Linked DNA regions of Mus musculus: region 2 is linked to region 1. A link is a loop called in an ENCODE intact Hi-C map of the cell type or tissue named here. Cell type or tissue: heart. All regions are shown on one strand.

Region 1 (8,000 bases):
CACATAAAAGTCTTAAAACATGCAGTCATGACTAAGGCCTAAAAGACACTGTCGGTATCTTATGATATGATTCATTATGACACAGAATAATTCCACATTTTGTTTAGAACATTTAAGGAAACATATTTACCATGCAACTATATTACTGTATGAAATACAACACAAAATTATATTGTGCCATATAATAAACAATATATATAACCACAGGCTGGAGAGATGACTCAGTGGTTAAGAGCACTAACTGCTCTTCCGAAGATCCTGAGTTCAAATCCCAACAACCCCATGGTGGCTTACAACCATCCTTAATGACATCTGATGGCCTCTCCTGGTGTGTTTGAAGACAGCTATAGTGTACTTACATATAAAAATAAATAGGAAATAAGTTAAAAAATATATATATAACCACATATTATATAATGTATCGCTGAGTTTTATAATTCAATAATACAATACAATTGACTAATCCCAGCACTCAGGAGGCGGAGGCAGGTGGATCTATAGGAGTTCAGGGCCAGCTTGGTCTATATAGCATGCTTGAGACCAGCTAGGGCTACATAATTAGGCCATGTCTCAAGATAATAACAATAATAATAATAATAATAATAATAATAATAATAATACAAATTTAGTTTCAGTTTAATGCAAGTGTGCTATTGCCAGTGTTTAATAAGCAATATCTACATTGAAAAGTACTTTACTATAGTTTTGTTGAACAGTAGAATACTGGTTTCAGTGTTAGTGTGTGTGTGTGTGTGTGTGTGTGTGTGTGTGTGTGTGTGTGTTCGTGTATGTTATTGTAGGTGGTCCAGAAGCATTTTATGGAGGTCAGAGGAGAGCCTGGGCATTTACTCTCACTTTCTGCCTTGGTTCCTCTTCGCCTCTGCACACAGCAGGATAGCAAGCCAGCAAGCGCTGGGGATTCTCAGTTTCCACTTCCCTCTCATGGTCTAAGCAATGGGATTACAGCTGCTTGCTGTGAGTTCTGGGGATTTGAAAGCAGGCCCTTAGGAGCTGGAAATGGCTCAGTGGTTAAGAGCACTGACTACTCTTCCAGAGAACTTGGGCTCAAGTACTAGAACATATAGGGTGGCTGCAGGCCCAGCAGCCCAGTGCCCTCTTCTGGCCACATATAAACAAGCAAGCAAACAAAGGAGTCAGCTTCCCTTGCTTGCTCAGTAATTATGCCATCTCCAAGATACTGTTTTATTTAAATATGCTAATTGAGTGTTCTTTTATTAAATTATACATCCTCATCATTTGTTTGTTTGTTTAGAGACATGATCTGGCTGGACAAGAACTCACTATGTAGACCAGGTTGGCCTTGAACTCATAGAGATCCACCTGCCTCCCGAGTGCTGGGGCTTAAGCCATTTTGAAATGGCTTAAGCCATTTTGAAAAACACACCTTTTGTTTGTTTGAAACAGGGATTCATGTAGCCCAGGCTATCTTGCTATGTAGATGGGGTGAGCTTGAAGTCTTGATTCTCCTGCCTACCGGCCAAGTGCTAGGATATATGTGCATAGCCAGGTCTGTTTATATAGTGCTGGGGACCAAGCACAAGGCATTTTGCATACTGGGCAAGCAGTCTACTAACTAGCTCTGTCTATTCCCATCCCTGCCTTAGTTTATCTTTAAGATTTATCTAATGTTATGCTTATAGGAATTATTGCCTGGTGTTTGAGAAGGTCAGAAGAGGGCATCAGGTTCCTTGGTACTGGAGTTATAAATGGTTGTGAGCCACCATATGGATGCTGGGAATCAAACTCATGTCCTCTGCAAGAGCAGCAGGTGTTCTTAACCCCTGAGCCATCTCTCCATTACAAACATTTATTACATTACAACTTCTTCTTCTTCTTCTTCTTCTTCTTCTTCTTCTTCTTCTTCTTCTTCTTCTTCTTCTTCTTCTTCTTCTTTGTTTTTGTTTTTGTTTTTGTTTTTGTTTTTTTTGAGACAGGGTTTCTTTGTGTAGCCCTGGCTGTCCTGGAACTCCTCTGTAGACCAGGCTGGCCTCAAACTCAGAAATCTGCCTGCCTCTGCCTCCTGAGTGCTGAGATTAAAGGCGTGTGCCACCATGCCTGGATTACAACATTTATTTTGTGTGTGTATGTATGTGTGTATGTGTATGTATGTGTGTGTGTATATATATATACACACACACACACACATACATATATGTGTGTGTGTGTGTATGTGTGTATGTCTCTGTGTATGTGTGTGTATAAGTGTATGTGCATGTGTGTGTGCATGCATGTGTCTGTGTGTGTGCATTTGTTCATGTGTGTATGTATGTATGCCTGTGTGTATGTCTGCATGTGTATGTGTGTGTGCATGTGTGTATGTATGTATGTGTATATGTGTATGCATGTGTGTGCATGTGTGTTCTTGTGTGTGTATGCATGCATGTGTATGTGTATGCATGTGTGTATGTATGTGTGTATGTGTGTGTGTGTATATGTATGTGTGTATATGTGTATGTGTGTGTGAATGTGTATATGTATGTGTGTATATGTGTATGTGTGTGCATGTGTGCATATGTATATGTATGTGTGTATGTGTGTGTGCATACGTGCATGTGTGTATGTATGTGTGTATACGTGTATGTGTGTGTGTGTGCATGCATGTGTGTGTAGGTTGCCCACACCACCATGGCTGGCATGTGAAGTAAGGGGTCATCATACAGAACTTTTTCCATTGCATTATTTGGGTCGCTGGGATCAAGTTCAGATCTTCATCAGGCTTGGGGGCAAGCAGCCTGCCAGCTGAGTCATCATATTGTCCTTTATTTATTTTACTTTATTTTTTCAGACAGTTGATGATACATAGCTCTGTCTAGCCTGGAACTCACTCTGTAGACCAAACTGGCCTCAAACTCACCAAACTCTGTCTGCTTCTGCCTCCCACTATCCGCATGCACCTCCTGGCTCTTTATTTGTTTGTTTGTTTGTTTGTTTGTTTTTTGAGACAGAAATTCATGTAATGCAGGTGGTTGGCCTGGAATGTACTATGTAGCCAAGGCTGGCCTTCAATTTCTGTTCCTTCTACCTTTACCTCCTAAAGTGTGCCTCCACATGGCTAAATTAGAAAATCATATGCAGATATGGAGGTGTGGAACCCTATCTTTAGGTCTAGATCCCCAGCTCAGCCTCTGTGACATTGTGTAAGGTGCCTGACTCCATCTCCCAAAGGCAGCTCTTCACATCTGCAGACTTGGCACTGTGAGAGTGGGGAAATTGTGCCCCCTAAAGGTTACCCTGGGGACTACAGGGCATTTAGGAGATCTCCGCAGGGGCCACGTGCTTTTATTTTCTGCTGGCTGTTAAGCATGCCAATAATAGCATGGTTGTGAGAAACTAGTGGTAATAAAAAGATCTTAGCTCACACCTGAACTGCAACAGGTGGGTAAGAGACATCAGTCAGGACTACTTCAAAAGGCAGGTTTTAGCTGGGGGCTCGGGGGTGGGGTGGGGTGGGGTGGGGTGGGGTGGGGTGGGGTAGGGTGGGGTGGGGTGACGCATTTGTTTAACCTCAGTGCTGGGAGGCAGAGGCCTGGGATGTTTGCGAGTTCAAGGTCAGGCTGGTGTTTTCTCTCCCCCCTCCCACACCCATGCCCCTGCCCCCCAGTTTTGAGACAGGGTATCAGGTAGCACAGGCTGGCCTCCAGCTAGGGAGCTGAGGTTGACTTTGAGTTTCTGATCCTTTCTGCTTGCTGGAATTACAGACTCACATGGCCACTCCCAGTTTATGGATGGAACCCGGGGCTTTGTGACAGCTAGATAAACATTATATCGACTAGGGCATGCCTGCAGCCCTGTTTTTGTCTCTGTTTTGATACAGGGTCTTTTTTTTTTTTTTCTTCCTTTTCTTTATTTACATTTCAAAAATTTTCCCTGTTCCAGATCTCCCCTTCGGAAACCCTCTATCCCATCCCCCCTCCTCTTGCTTCTATGGGGGTGCTCCCCCATCCACCCTCCCACTCCTGTCTTCCCACCATAGCATTCTCCTATACTGGGGCATCCATTGAACACCCTTAGGCCCAAGTGCCACTCCTCCCACTGATGTGCAACAAGGCCATCCTCTGCCACATATGCGGCCGGAGCCATGGGTCCCTCCATGTGTATTCTTTTGTTGGTGGTCCAGTCCCCCGGAGTTCCAGGGGGTCTGGCTGGTTGACACTGAGATAGGCTCTTATTATGCGGTCCCAACTCCAGATTTACAATCCTCTTGCCTCAATCTCTTCAGAGCTTGGATGATAAGCCATACCACTCTGTCTGGTACTAAGTGATTTTTTTTTTAATGTTAGGGGATGTGGTGTGCATCCAAGCTACAACTGTGTGATTCTGCAGCAAGGGTGAAGCTCAGTTTAGCCATTAAGAAAGGGATGGAACTAGGCTGAGGGTGTAGCCCAATGGTAGAATGCTTGCCTGGCATGCAAGTGATCTAGGGTTTGAACCACGGCATTACATAAATCAGATGGGGCCAGAGGTTCAAGATCACTCTTGACTACATGTGGAGTTTAAGGCCATTCTGAAGTACATGACACTCGGAGGGGGAGGGGAAGGGGAGGGAGAGAGGAAGGGGTAAAGGGAGAGCCAGCCAAACAAATATATACATGATATCTCACTGTGACCATGGCCACTCAGCTACTTTCTAGACACCCAGTTCACTGGAGAGAACGAACACCTTCCACCAAGAGTTTGTGCTGTGGGCGGGGTTCTGAACAGGGGCGTAGCTTGTCCCATGCTTGCCCAATGGGTGTGCGGTGGGGCGGGGACCTTCTCTCATTGTGTCCCGCACAGGGCATGCTTCCTGCAGTTCCATCTCCCTCGCGGGTGCCTCTGGCTTCCCTAGAGGTCTCCGACCCCAGCCCGCCCTCAGGTTCCCCGCCAAGCCTGCAGCCCCCTCTCGCCATCCTCAGACCCTAGCCCGGGACACCCGGGGATTGCCATCATGGGTGATGGAGGAGGTGAAGGCGAGGACGAGGTCCAGTTTTTGCGGACGGTACGTTTTTGTCTGGGTCCGGAGGTCTTGGGTGATTTCTTGCTTACTTTTCTGAGAGTCTCTCTGTCTCTTCCCTGCTTGCTGGTGGTCTCTGAAATCCGAGGTCACTTTGTCTTTCCGTTTTTTCTCATCACCTTTTCGACCACGGAGAATTAGCAGGATTTAGGAGGACCGAGTGGGCAGGAGAGGGTGGGATCCTCAGACGCCCTCTCCTGACATAAGAGATTTGGGGTCATTGAGGAAGCACCCCGCCTCCTGCCGTTCTGGAAGCAGGCACTTGAGGAAGGTGGTTCTAATTCTTGGGCTTAATTTAGCTGTCCTCCACCGCCACCCCAGCCCTCATTCCCTTCTTGCTCCAGGCTCTGACCTATTTAAATTCTTGGGAAGGGGGCTGGGGTGGGCTGGACAACACCTTTCTTTTCAACTCCTAGTCTTTGGCCGTCTCCTTGGGGGTCTCTTGGAGCTTCAATGTACTTTTCCCCTCGGTTTTGGCGAGGAGGATTTAACTATGTCAGCTAATGGCCTCTGAGGGTACCTGGGTGATGAAGTCTTTCTCAGCTCCTTGGTATATCTTATGTCTGAGTCTCTGTCTCTTGGCCCTTGGCTTCAGCCTTCTGCGTGTGGCTGTCCCTCTGATCCTGTCTCTCTGAATCTCAGATCTCCAGCTGGGGGCAGGGATGGGACTTGGGACAACAGGTGTCTCTCCCAGAATAGCCCTCTTTTCTGGGCTCTGGGTAGGGGACAGGGAGGGGACAAGAGGGGGAGGGGCTGCCTTTTTCTTAGTCCTTCCCACCATATCCTCCCATGGGCTGAGATGGGGGTTGGATATGGGAGATGGTCTCTGTTGGGGCCAGGTCTGCTGACCCTGCACTCTCTCCCCCCCAACCCCCCACCCCCGAGGTCCTGGGTCCACACAGAAATGCTGACGCAGCATTCCTGACCCAGAATAGGACCCTGGTAGGCTGGGTCCGGTTTCTTGGGAGGGAGGAACAAACAGCTGGGGCTGGTAATGAAGGATGGGGACAGCTGGACTGTGAAGCCACTGGAGGAGGGCCTCTCCCCAGCCCCAGCCCCTTAGCCTACACCATGGCTTTCCATTGCCCTAGTAAGCCAATGGCTGTGGCTCCCAGCTGCTGAGCAGTCACTGCACCAGGCCCCGTGCCCAGGGCCTCAGCCTCCTGAGGTGTCTAATTATATTCTCATTGCCCTATCTTCTGAGGTAGGGCCCTATCTTTATCTCCCAGGGAGATTTGAGGGAAACCAAGCCCCATGTGGTAGACTTGCCCAAGGTCAAGGCCAGGAAGTGGCCTCCCTGAGTGCCCTGGGAGGCCAAGGTTTGCTTTCAAAAGAGGAAATCTGGACCAGGCTTGCTAGGGTAGCCAGTGTCAGGGGGTCAAAGGCCCCAGGATGGGTCTGCTTGCCTCAATGTTACTGGGGTTGTGTGGTACTTTCTTCCAAAAACCAACCAACCAAACAACCAAACAACCAAAAAAACCCCTCGTTTACATCATATCCCCCCCCTATAAGAAAGAATCTGTATAGCAACCCAGGGCGTGGCTTATGTATTTATTGGTATTATTAAACAAACAAACAAACAAACAAACAAAAATTCCAACTTTAAAGCAGGTTGTGGTGGTATAGATCCATGATTCCAGTGCTGGGCCAGCCTGGGCAATGTTGTAAGTTCAAGAGCAGCCTAAGTTACCTAGGAAAACTTAGTGTCAAACCAAACCAAACCAAACCAAACCAAACCAAACCAAACCAAACCAAACCAAACCAAACCATCAACTTGACTATGGTATAACTGACGAGCTATAAATTATAGAGATTCAAACGGGGCGGTGTTAGAGAGGCTCTGTGTGTACGGAAAGCTGGCTTCACACTTGACACATAGCCAAGGGTGACCTTGAACTCCTGATCCTTTTGTCTCCACCTCTCAAGTCCTGGGCTTGCAGGCATTCACCACCATGTCTGGTGTGTGTGGGTTTTGACACACTGTGCTGACCAAGTAACCAGCATCGAAACCCTTCCTTCACCCCGGGAGGCCCCTCCCACCATTTGTAGCAATCACTCCGTCCGAGCTGTCTACCACATACACTCTATCAGTTACCAGTGGCATTTCATATATGAAGTGCGCTCATTTGTCTGTCTTTCCGCTCAGGGTAGTTTTTGACATGTAGCCTGTGTCTAGCCTGAATTTGGTTTGTGGAGGAGCTTAGTGATATCCTGTTGTGTGACTACACCACACATTCGCCTGTATCTTCACTTGTGCACACTGAGCTAGTCACATCTTAACTATTTTGATACTACAGACAACCCCAGCGAACATTCACACTCACTTAAAAAAAAAAAAAAAGCTCTTGGCTAGCCTAGAACTCCCCATGCAGGTCCCGCTCTCCTCAACCTCACTGCGGCGATCCACCTGCCTCTGCTTCCCCAATGCTTTTCTTTTGGGGGGATTGGTTTTTTGAGACAGGGTTTCTCTGTGTTTTCTGTAGACCAGGCTGGCCTGGAACTTAGAAATCCCCCACCTCTGCCTCCTGAGTGCGGGGCTTAAAGGTGTGTGTGCACACACTGATTTTTTTCCCTCAGATACATTTATATTGAATTCCATATCCTCCTGTCTCCACTTCTAAAATATTTGGAATAACAATAGGCATTGAGCTATCTTGCTTGGTGTTGGCTTTTCTTCCTTTTCTTTTTTATTTGTTTGTGTTTGTGTGTTTCTTTTCGAGATGGTTTCTCTGTGTAGCCCTGGCTGTCCTGGAACTCACTCTGTAGACCAGGCTGGCCTCGAACTCAGAAATCTGCCTGCCTCTGCTTCCTAACCCCTGCAGGTGCTGGGTTTAAAGATATCCCTCCACCCAGCTATTCTTGGCTTTGGAAATTGCACTATTTAATTGTAGTCTGTACTTCTTTGTTGATTATCTACCAACCATATACTCATTTAGTCATCGGTCTGTCTGCCTATCTGTCTATCGTCTCTCTATCATCTGTCTGC
Region 2 (8,000 bases), 120 kb before region 1:
TGGGTCTTCTGTAAAAACATATGCTCCTAGCCAGTGAGCCATCTCTGCAGCCCCCCAGCTTGGTGTTTCGAGACAGGGTCTTACTCCGGAGCTCAAGCTGTCCTCTGACTAGTAATCTTCCTTCCTTTTTCCAGTGCTTGGATTATAGGTTTGTGCCCGTATGCTGGGCAGGCAAGTGTTAATCTTCACACAGAGACAAACAGGGCCTGACTGCTTAGTGAGGGGTAATTTGAGGTGTACCTGTCCTTGATCCCTATGGTCTGCTAGCAGAACACTCCCTGGACAGAGGTAAACCAATTCACAGGACACACCACTCTGAGTCACTTGTCCCACCCTCCCGGAATTTATATTCTGCCTGGACAGGCTTTCCTCCTGTTCTGTAAGGAGCTGTGGGCCCAACAGTCAGCACTGTTCACACCGCCCTGCCCCCACCCTCACCCCAATGCTGTAGACCAAAGGTGCCCCACTCCTTCCTTACCTCTGCCTCACCCCTCTTATCTACTTCCCTTCCCTGAAGATCAAAGATCATTGGGTGGCATCCCTGCCCGCACCTGTGAACCCTTGTACCTACCACACTAGCTTTTTTTGTTTGTTTTTGTTTTGTTTTTTGAGATAGGGTTTCTCTGTGTAGTCCTGGAACCTACCACACTACCTTAATTTACTTTTTTTTTTTTAATAGTGTGTTTCTCTAGGTAACCCTGGCTGTCCTAGAACTCTCTCTATACACTAGACTGGCCTTAAACTCTTCCTGCATTTGCCTCCAGAGCCTATGTCATCATGCCCAGCCCACTAACTTTTCTCTCTTTTTTGGGGGGAGGGGGCTTTTTGGTTTTTTTGTTTGTTTGTTTGTTTTTTGAGACAGGGTTTCTCTGTGTAGCCCTGGCTGTCCTGGAACTCACTCTGTAGACCAGGCTGGCTCGAACTCAGAAATCTGCCTGCCTCTGCCTCCCAAATGCTGGGATTAAAGGCGTGCGCCACCACTGCCCAGCCCAGTCCACTAACTTTAAAATTTGCATTTTACCGAAGATTTAACCTAGGGCTACATGTACGTTAGGCAAGTGCTGTCACTGAGAAACACCTCCACCACCACCACCCCTTTTATTTTTATTCCTTTGGGACAGGGTCTTGCTAAGGTTTACAGACTAGCCTTGTTTGTAGAGTCTTGAAATTGCAAACCAGTGCAGCATGGTGGCATACCTGTGTGGTCTCCACTTACATAGCAAGCCTGAAGCCAGCCTGGACTATCAGAGACCCAGCCTCAAAACCACAACCAAACATCTCCAATGAGGTTTTCACTTTAAAAAATCCAACCCTGCTGGCCAGTGGTGGCACATACCTTTAGTCCCAGCACTTGGTAGGCAGAGACAGGCAGATTTCTTAGTTCAAGGCCAGCCTGGTCTACAGACTGAGTTTCAGGACAGCCAGGGCTACACAGAGAAACCCTGTCTCAGGAAAGCAAAACCAAAAAATCCAACCCTATCCAAAAAAAAAAAAAAAAAAAAAAAATTAGGCAGTGCTTGTGCACCCCTTCAATCCCAGCGCCTGGCTCTCTGAGTTTGAGGCCAGCCTAGTCTTATACTTCTAGGACAGGCAGGGCTACACAGAGAAACCTTGTCTCAAACAACAAATCCAAGCCCTCCCCAACATAACACATTAGCGGTTCCTCTGCCCTGCTGTTTTGTTTTTTTTTTTTTCCTTGCCTTTACTACTTTGGTTGGTGGAGTGGGTGTTGAGTTTTAGATAGAGTCCACTGCTATTTAAGACAAGCTCTGGCTGTATATTGACTAATGGGCCAGATAGGTCTACCTGAGACCCTGTCTCAAAAAAAGAGGGTGGGTGGGTACTAGAGAGGTGGCTCAGCGATGAAGAGCACTGGCTGCTCTTTCAGAGGACCTGGGTTTGATTTCCAGGACCTACATGGTGGCTCACAAGGGTAACCCTAGCTCCAGGGACCCCTGTACTGCCTTCTGGCTTCAGGCAGCAGGCATGAATAGGTGTGCATACATAGGCAAACATCATTATAGGGAAGAATTTAAACTGTAAAGAGGTAAGGTGCTAGAAGGTGGTTAGGGGTATTTGTTGTTCTAGTGGCTCAAACCCAAGGATGGCTTCCACAGACAGCAGCAGGCCTCCACAAACACACACACACACATTTAAAAATAAAGTTTTTCAGGTAATGGGAAGCACCAAGTATGTGCTGGAATGACACGCGTGGAGCCTGCATGACCAGTGCAGGCATTTCTGCAAATGGACATTAAGCAGGCATCCAAGGTGGCACATGGCCACCTTGATCCTTGAAGTAGCCACCTGTTCCTGCTGAGAGGTGGGCGCTCACTTTTGGAATATACAGGTGGGTGTTTTGTTTTGTGTGCACGTGCCTGGATGTGCACCTGTGGAAGTCCAAAGACGGTGTGCAGGCGTGAGTTCTCTTAGGTGGTTCCGGGTGATTAGATTCACCTCATTAACCTGGCAATTCTACACAATGAGCCACCTCACCAGCCTCCTTATTTTCTTGAGTCAGGTATATTGCTGGGTGGCACAGAACTCACTCTGTAAGGCCAGGCTGGCCTTGAACTCAACTTGCCTCTGCCTCCTGAGTGTTAGAATTAAAGGTGTGTGTCACCAAGCCCAGCACTCTTATGCTGTGTAGCCCAGGCTATGATAGAGTCTTCAATCCCCCTGCCCCAGTCTCCTGAGCAGTGGGCTTACAGTACCTAGCTTAGAACTAATGTTGATGTTCCCGAAAGTCACATGGTGAAGCCATATCCCAAATTGGAGGTCTTATATTCAGACATGGAGAGCCAAGACTAGAAGCAGGAAGCAGACCATCTCTGTACTGGGGCTCTCTCCCTGCCTATGCCTAGCTTCCAGCCCCGAGCCTTGCCGACTATGAGGTAAACTGCTGCTTAAGCACTAATCTGTTATGTTTAACAGCCCAAATTAAGACACCTGCCTTTACCCAAACAACGCAACACATTTCACCACCATGCACTCTGCCAAGCACCAGCCTAGGAATTCAACCCCACCACCCCAGGGTACAACTTTGCTGGTGCTTTTCAGCTGCCGCCAGGGCGCACTAGTCTGGCCACCAAATTCTTCAGACACTACTTATCTCAGCTCGGAGGAGCTGAGAACCAGACCTCGTTGCTCCCAGAATGCACTTTAACTTTGTTCAGTGTACGGAACGGCTTTCCGGAAGCAAGTACCCCCGCAAAGGGACCAACTGATGACTAGTCTCACCCCCTTTCTCCCAGACACCTACAGCCACTTCTAACCCCACTTCCCACTTAGGAAAGTCTGGGTGGAGCCGGGAGCGCCAGTGCAGTGAGTCAGGGCCAGGGAGCTGAGGGACAAAGGTCCGGAGGGTGAGGCTTCGCGGAATTCCTGAGATGGGCAGGTCGTGCAGTCCCACCCCCTGCCCTAGGCTCTGCCTAAAGTTTCCGGCCATCCAGACTGGTCACCGCCATGGAGTTTGACTTGGCCGCAGGTAAGTTCCCCGGGGAGTGGTGGATTTGCTGTGTAAGGGGCCAGACTCAGAGCCTGGGAATACTGAAGGGAAGCTACGTCGCCTACATAACCATGTAACTCCCCTCTCCTCCGCAGCCCTGGGCCCTGGTTCTAAGAAGCCAGAGGGGGCAGGCCATGTGGGAGACCCCAAACACTGTCCTCTTAAAGCGCCGGGCGGGCCAGAGGCAGGCGCTGCTCACAAGCCGAGGGTAAGTCACTTCATCACCGGCACCGAGTCCCGAGGGCCCGAGATGAGAACTGGCTTCCGTCCTTGGTCCTCGGCCACACATCAGCCTTCCAGTTTGGGTTGGAAGCTGCTCGAGTGGGTCCCTGTCCTCACTGTAACCACTCCCTCCCCAACCCCCATCTAGCGTGTCTCTGGCAGCTCCTCCGACTCCAGCAGCAGTAGCAGCTCCAGCGACTCAGAGGCAGAGGGGAAGGTAAGAGACGGTCCCTCTCCCAGTGTGTCCTCTCGCACCTCAGACCCAGGCCCCGCTGCGGTCAGGGTCACGTTAGGCTCCTTGCCGAGGTGAGTGGGGCGGGTCCAGTACAGCTTTCAACCGGGCCACCTCCTCTCCTACCCACCGTCCTTGGCTCTCCAGGAGTATGCCGCTGGCTGCAAGAAGCATGAACGCTCCTCAGACAAGGCCAAGAAACCCAAGGTGAAGAAGGAGAAGATGGAGAAGAAGGAGAAGAAGGAGAAGAAGGAGAAGGAGAAGAAGGAGAAGAAGGCCCCCCATTGACTTATTAAACTTGCAGCCCTTTCCGCTCCCCAGCGCCCTCTGCCGGTCAGAAGTGGAGGCTGCGCCGAGCCCATCAGGTTTATTGTTGCGGGTGTGCAGTAGGCGACATGAGCACCTTGGCTAGGAAGGAGGGCGCGGGCCTGGAGGGCGGGAGCCCTGGTCAAGCGAGATGAGTGTGGGAGCTGGAGGCCAGGCCGCAGCTCACCGTACAAGGTGGAAGGTGAGCCAGTACATGAGTACCGGCTGCGCAGCTGCCACTGCCATAGTCAGGTACATGCGCAGCTGGTTCCGCGCCCCACGCACTGGCACTCCTTCGGCCGCTGCCTGGGCCAGGATCTTGAGCCGCAGTGTCCGGATCTGGGTGGTAAGGGTAAAGTGGGGGTCCCGTAAGTGCCAGGCAGCTCGGGATGAGTCCCTGCCCCTCTGTGGCCTCCAGTTTGTGTTCCTAGAAGGGTCTTTTGAATAGCTACCTCCCCCAAGCCCTGTGAGCAAACCTTTGCAGAGGCAAAGGCCAGAAGAGAGGCTAAGAATTGTAGATCCCGGCCTGAAGAGCATGGCCTAGCTGCTTCCACCTACTGGGAGACAGTTGCCTTCACGCAACGCAGATCCTCACAGACACTAGCCCAGTGCCCTACCACAGAGTAACACTCCCAAAACACGCCAGCTCCAGAAGACAAACTAGAAGAGCTATTTCCTTTTTGGTTTGGCTCAGATGCCTTCCTCCCCCTCCTTCTCCCCCTCCCGCGCTCTTTCTCTCTGGGAGGCAGGATCTTGACATGTAGACCAAGGTGGCCTCGAGTTCCTGGTGATGGATCTACTTGAGCCCTGGTATGCACGTCAGCGCAGCCTGCAGGAGCTTGGTAGCGAGCGCCCTTCACCTGCTTAGCCACCTCACTGTTCCCGATGTTTCTTTGGGGGTGTGTGTGTGTGTGTGTACCTATATTTGTGGGAGTTAGAGGACCCTTTACCAAGTAGGCTAGGCTGGTACCAATGAGCCCCACATTCCTAGCTCTGAGATTATAAGAATAGATCTACTTTGGGCTCTTTTTTTTTTTAATGTGGGGTCCAAGGATTGAAGTCAGGTCTTCCTTACTGATGGAGCCATCTCCCAGCTCCCTTAAAGTAACATGATGACAAGGCTTATGCTTGTGGACCAGGGCCCGTGTTACCCTCTGCTTCCCCCTCATGCTCGGTCTAAATCCTCCCAAGACTCCGGTGCAGTCACCAGGCATCCCATTTTACAAAAGAAACTGAGGCTTAAGTAGAGGAGGTGATTCACTCCGAGTACACGGCAGTCCAAACATGGCCCCTAGTCAGTATTTTACCACAGCTGGAGGGACTCAGGGGCATATTGGCAGAAAGCCCAGCATACAGAGACAGAAGTAAGAGTGAGAGCCCAAGCAGAGCCTGTGTACTGGGCAACCCTGGCCCTAGCCTAGCATCCAGGCTGGCTCTTGCTCTCAGAAGGGCGCACAGAGTCTGCCTCTTCCAGGAGGCTCTCCTAGCCCCCAGATTTGGTACTTGGATGCTCCAAAGACCTCCCCAAGCCTGCCTGGGAAGCCTGGGGCCTCAGCCTTGCCCGCCCTGATCCCCACTCACCATGAATACAAAGATGGACACACAGCACCAGGCAAGCACCAGGTAGTAGCCGATCTTTCCAAAGAGCAGACCCGTGAGGACGCCGCCAATCATCCTGAGGGGGAAGGGGGGAGGGGAGAATCAGTGTGAAGAGGCCAAGGTCTGGGACTGGCAGGCAGGGCAGGAGCACTCACCCCACATATTTGTAGCCCAAGAAGGCCACCAGGTCAATGGTGGTGAGGTCGGTGTTGACAGTGACCAGGTAGAGACTGAGCAGGATTGCTACGACTTCCAGAGTCAGCCAGGCCAGAGCTGAGCTCGCCTGCAGTCCCAGGAGGTCTGGGGAGAACCTGCCGGAAGAGATGTCCCCTGAGCATCACCCGGGGCAGCCCTGTGTCAATGGAACAGAGACCACCAAGGATCTGGGTCTGTCCCTAGACAGTGACACTCAAGTCAGGGCTTAGATGGGGGACCTCAGAGCCCTGTGAGGGGTACCAGGAAGGTTCCTCCCGATAAAGAAAGGGCAGCTGAGCTGAAGCCTGAAGTCAGAACTGGTGGGGAAGGGGCCTTGCTTCATCTTGGAGCCTTAGCAAGGAATCCACTAGTTCCATGACACTTGTTTTCGATGCCACAAAAAAGAAGAAACAGGCGACTGTAAGGGAGAGATGGGGCCTGATCAGCCTAGGGGTTAGGAAATGACACAGGATGAGGACCACAGTGAAGGAGCAGGTGCGGGACACAGAGGGAAAGAGCACATTCCTGTGTCAGGGAACTAACTGGATGTGCAAAGGCCCCGAGGCAGCAGCAGGGCTGGGGGCACAGGGTCAGCTGCTTGACCTTTGAGCCACTGACAGCTTCAGGATAGGGAGGAGGCCAGGCCCACCTCTTAGAGCTTTTAGTTGCTGCTAGAGTGAGATTATAAGGGGTGAAAGTGGGAAGCAACTTATTTAGGGGGATTGTGAACATAAGAATAGATTTGTGGGTGGAAGCCAAGAGGAAGGAAGGTTGGATTTAAAAGATGGCCTAGCACAAATGGGTTTGATGGGTTCCATGTGAAAGGTGTCACTGGAGTGACTGGCCACAAGGTGGGGCTGTCCCAGGACAGGAGAGCTGAGACCTCTCTGATGGCTCTTGGCCTCCATATCCCCATGTCTTCCCCTGCTCCAGGATCCTTACCTGTCCTGGGTCCCCAGTGCAAGGCCGGCCACCAAGATGTAGGTGATGAAAGCCATGGCTGTGGAAGACAGACACAGACACTCGTCAGAGGAGGGAAGCCCTTCCCGGGCACAGGCACCCAAACATCCATCCCAGACATGCCTAGGCAGAGTAGGGAGGGGACAACCTGGAATGTAGAGGTCTGGAGCATTGATGTCGAAGCGGGGGGCCACTGGGGTGTCCTGTTGGTACTGTACCTCCCAGTCCTGTGGAGAGAGTTGGGGTAGTGGCAGCACCCCAGGGTGGGGGGGTCCTTCCACCCTGCTTGCTGGCGGGTACCAAGCAGGTGCTGCTCACCTGGTGAAGGTAGGGAAAGACCAGCAGCCCAAGCTTCTTGCCCACATACACCGTGTCCACTGCAAAGTAATACTTGAGCTTGCTGACGGGGATGAAGCGGTCGATCTGGAGGGACAAAGCTCAAGCCTAAGGCCCTGTGGCGCCCGCCCGCCTGTCAGCCATCTGCTCCCAGCCCACAACCCACCGTGTTAGCTGACTCACATTCTTATCTACCAGCTCCTTGCCCTGAGCGGCCAGGCTGCTCCCGTAGACCATCGCCATGTTGGACATAGGGGCAGCCAGGAAGGCTGCGTCGGATGAAGAGGGGGGGTAACCCAGACCACCAGGTGACGGCTGGCCTCCATAGCCCCGGCTTGGGGCAGAACTCGTGTCATCAAAAAACTGGTGGGGATCAGCCATGCCTGGTTGGGACACTGGGACCCTCCGCTTTGAGGCTGCGGAGAGAAAGGGAAGGACTTCATTAATTCTGCCCAGGTTCCATCACTCTCTCTTGCCACAGCTGGGGCAAGGGTCGCCAAATAGCCTCTGTTGTGACGTCAGGTAGGTTGCCTGCCATCCCACCACCCATCCATCCATTCATCTGTCCATCTACCCTGCCATCGATTCACCCACTCATCTATGCATCCATTCATTCATCTACTTAGCCATCATGCATTCATT

Evidence for each region. Hi-C counts contacts between places; a loop is a spot of excess contacts. Peaks named below come from ENCODE experiments on the same cell type or tissue, not always from the same donor. Only the 100,000 strongest peaks of a DNase experiment are listed, where the experiment ranks them.
Region 2: a loop joins it to region 1, with 2.5 times the contacts of the local background. A loop is called at or near these places in 12 of 42 quality-filtered maps.

Annotation. Positions count from the first base shown.
Region 1 is chr7:29,121,964-29,129,963 of GRCm38, reverse strand. Ryr1 (ryanodine receptor 1, skeletal muscle) reads left to right here and starts at 4,813. Exons shown (of 106, transcript NM_009109.2): 1 at 4,813-4,999. The coding sequence starts at 4,949. In heart, CTCF peaks have their summits at 1,125 (motif pointing left) and 3,237; DNase peaks (open chromatin) are centred at 3,243 and 4,778; H3K4me3 peaks cover 1,215 bases; H3K27ac peaks cover 334 bases; H3K27me3 peaks cover 1,534 bases.
Region 2 is chr7:29,243,844-29,251,843 of GRCm38, reverse strand. It overlaps Yif1b (Yip1 interacting factor homolog B (S. cerevisiae)), which reads right to left. Exons shown (of 8, transcript NM_001110201.1): 2 at 7,542-7,774; 3 at 7,341-7,445; 4 at 7,171-7,249; 5 at 7,005-7,062; 6 at 6,023-6,178; 7 at 5,850-5,943; 8 at 4,312-4,607. The coding sequence ends at 4,452. It overlaps 2200002D01Rik (RIKEN cDNA 2200002D01 gene), which reads left to right and starts at 3,377. Exons shown (of 4, transcript NM_028179.1): 1 at 3,377-3,487; 2 at 3,604-3,716; 3 at 3,879-3,947; 4 at 4,110-4,323. The coding sequence starts at 3,466. The coding sequence ends at 4,250. In heart, CTCF peaks have their summits at 3,073, 4,300 (motif pointing left) and 6,901 (motif pointing right); DNase peaks (open chromatin) are centred at 3,393, 3,823 and 4,363; H3K4me3 peaks cover 1,584 bases; H3K27ac peaks cover 1,499 bases; H3K27me3 peaks cover 513 bases.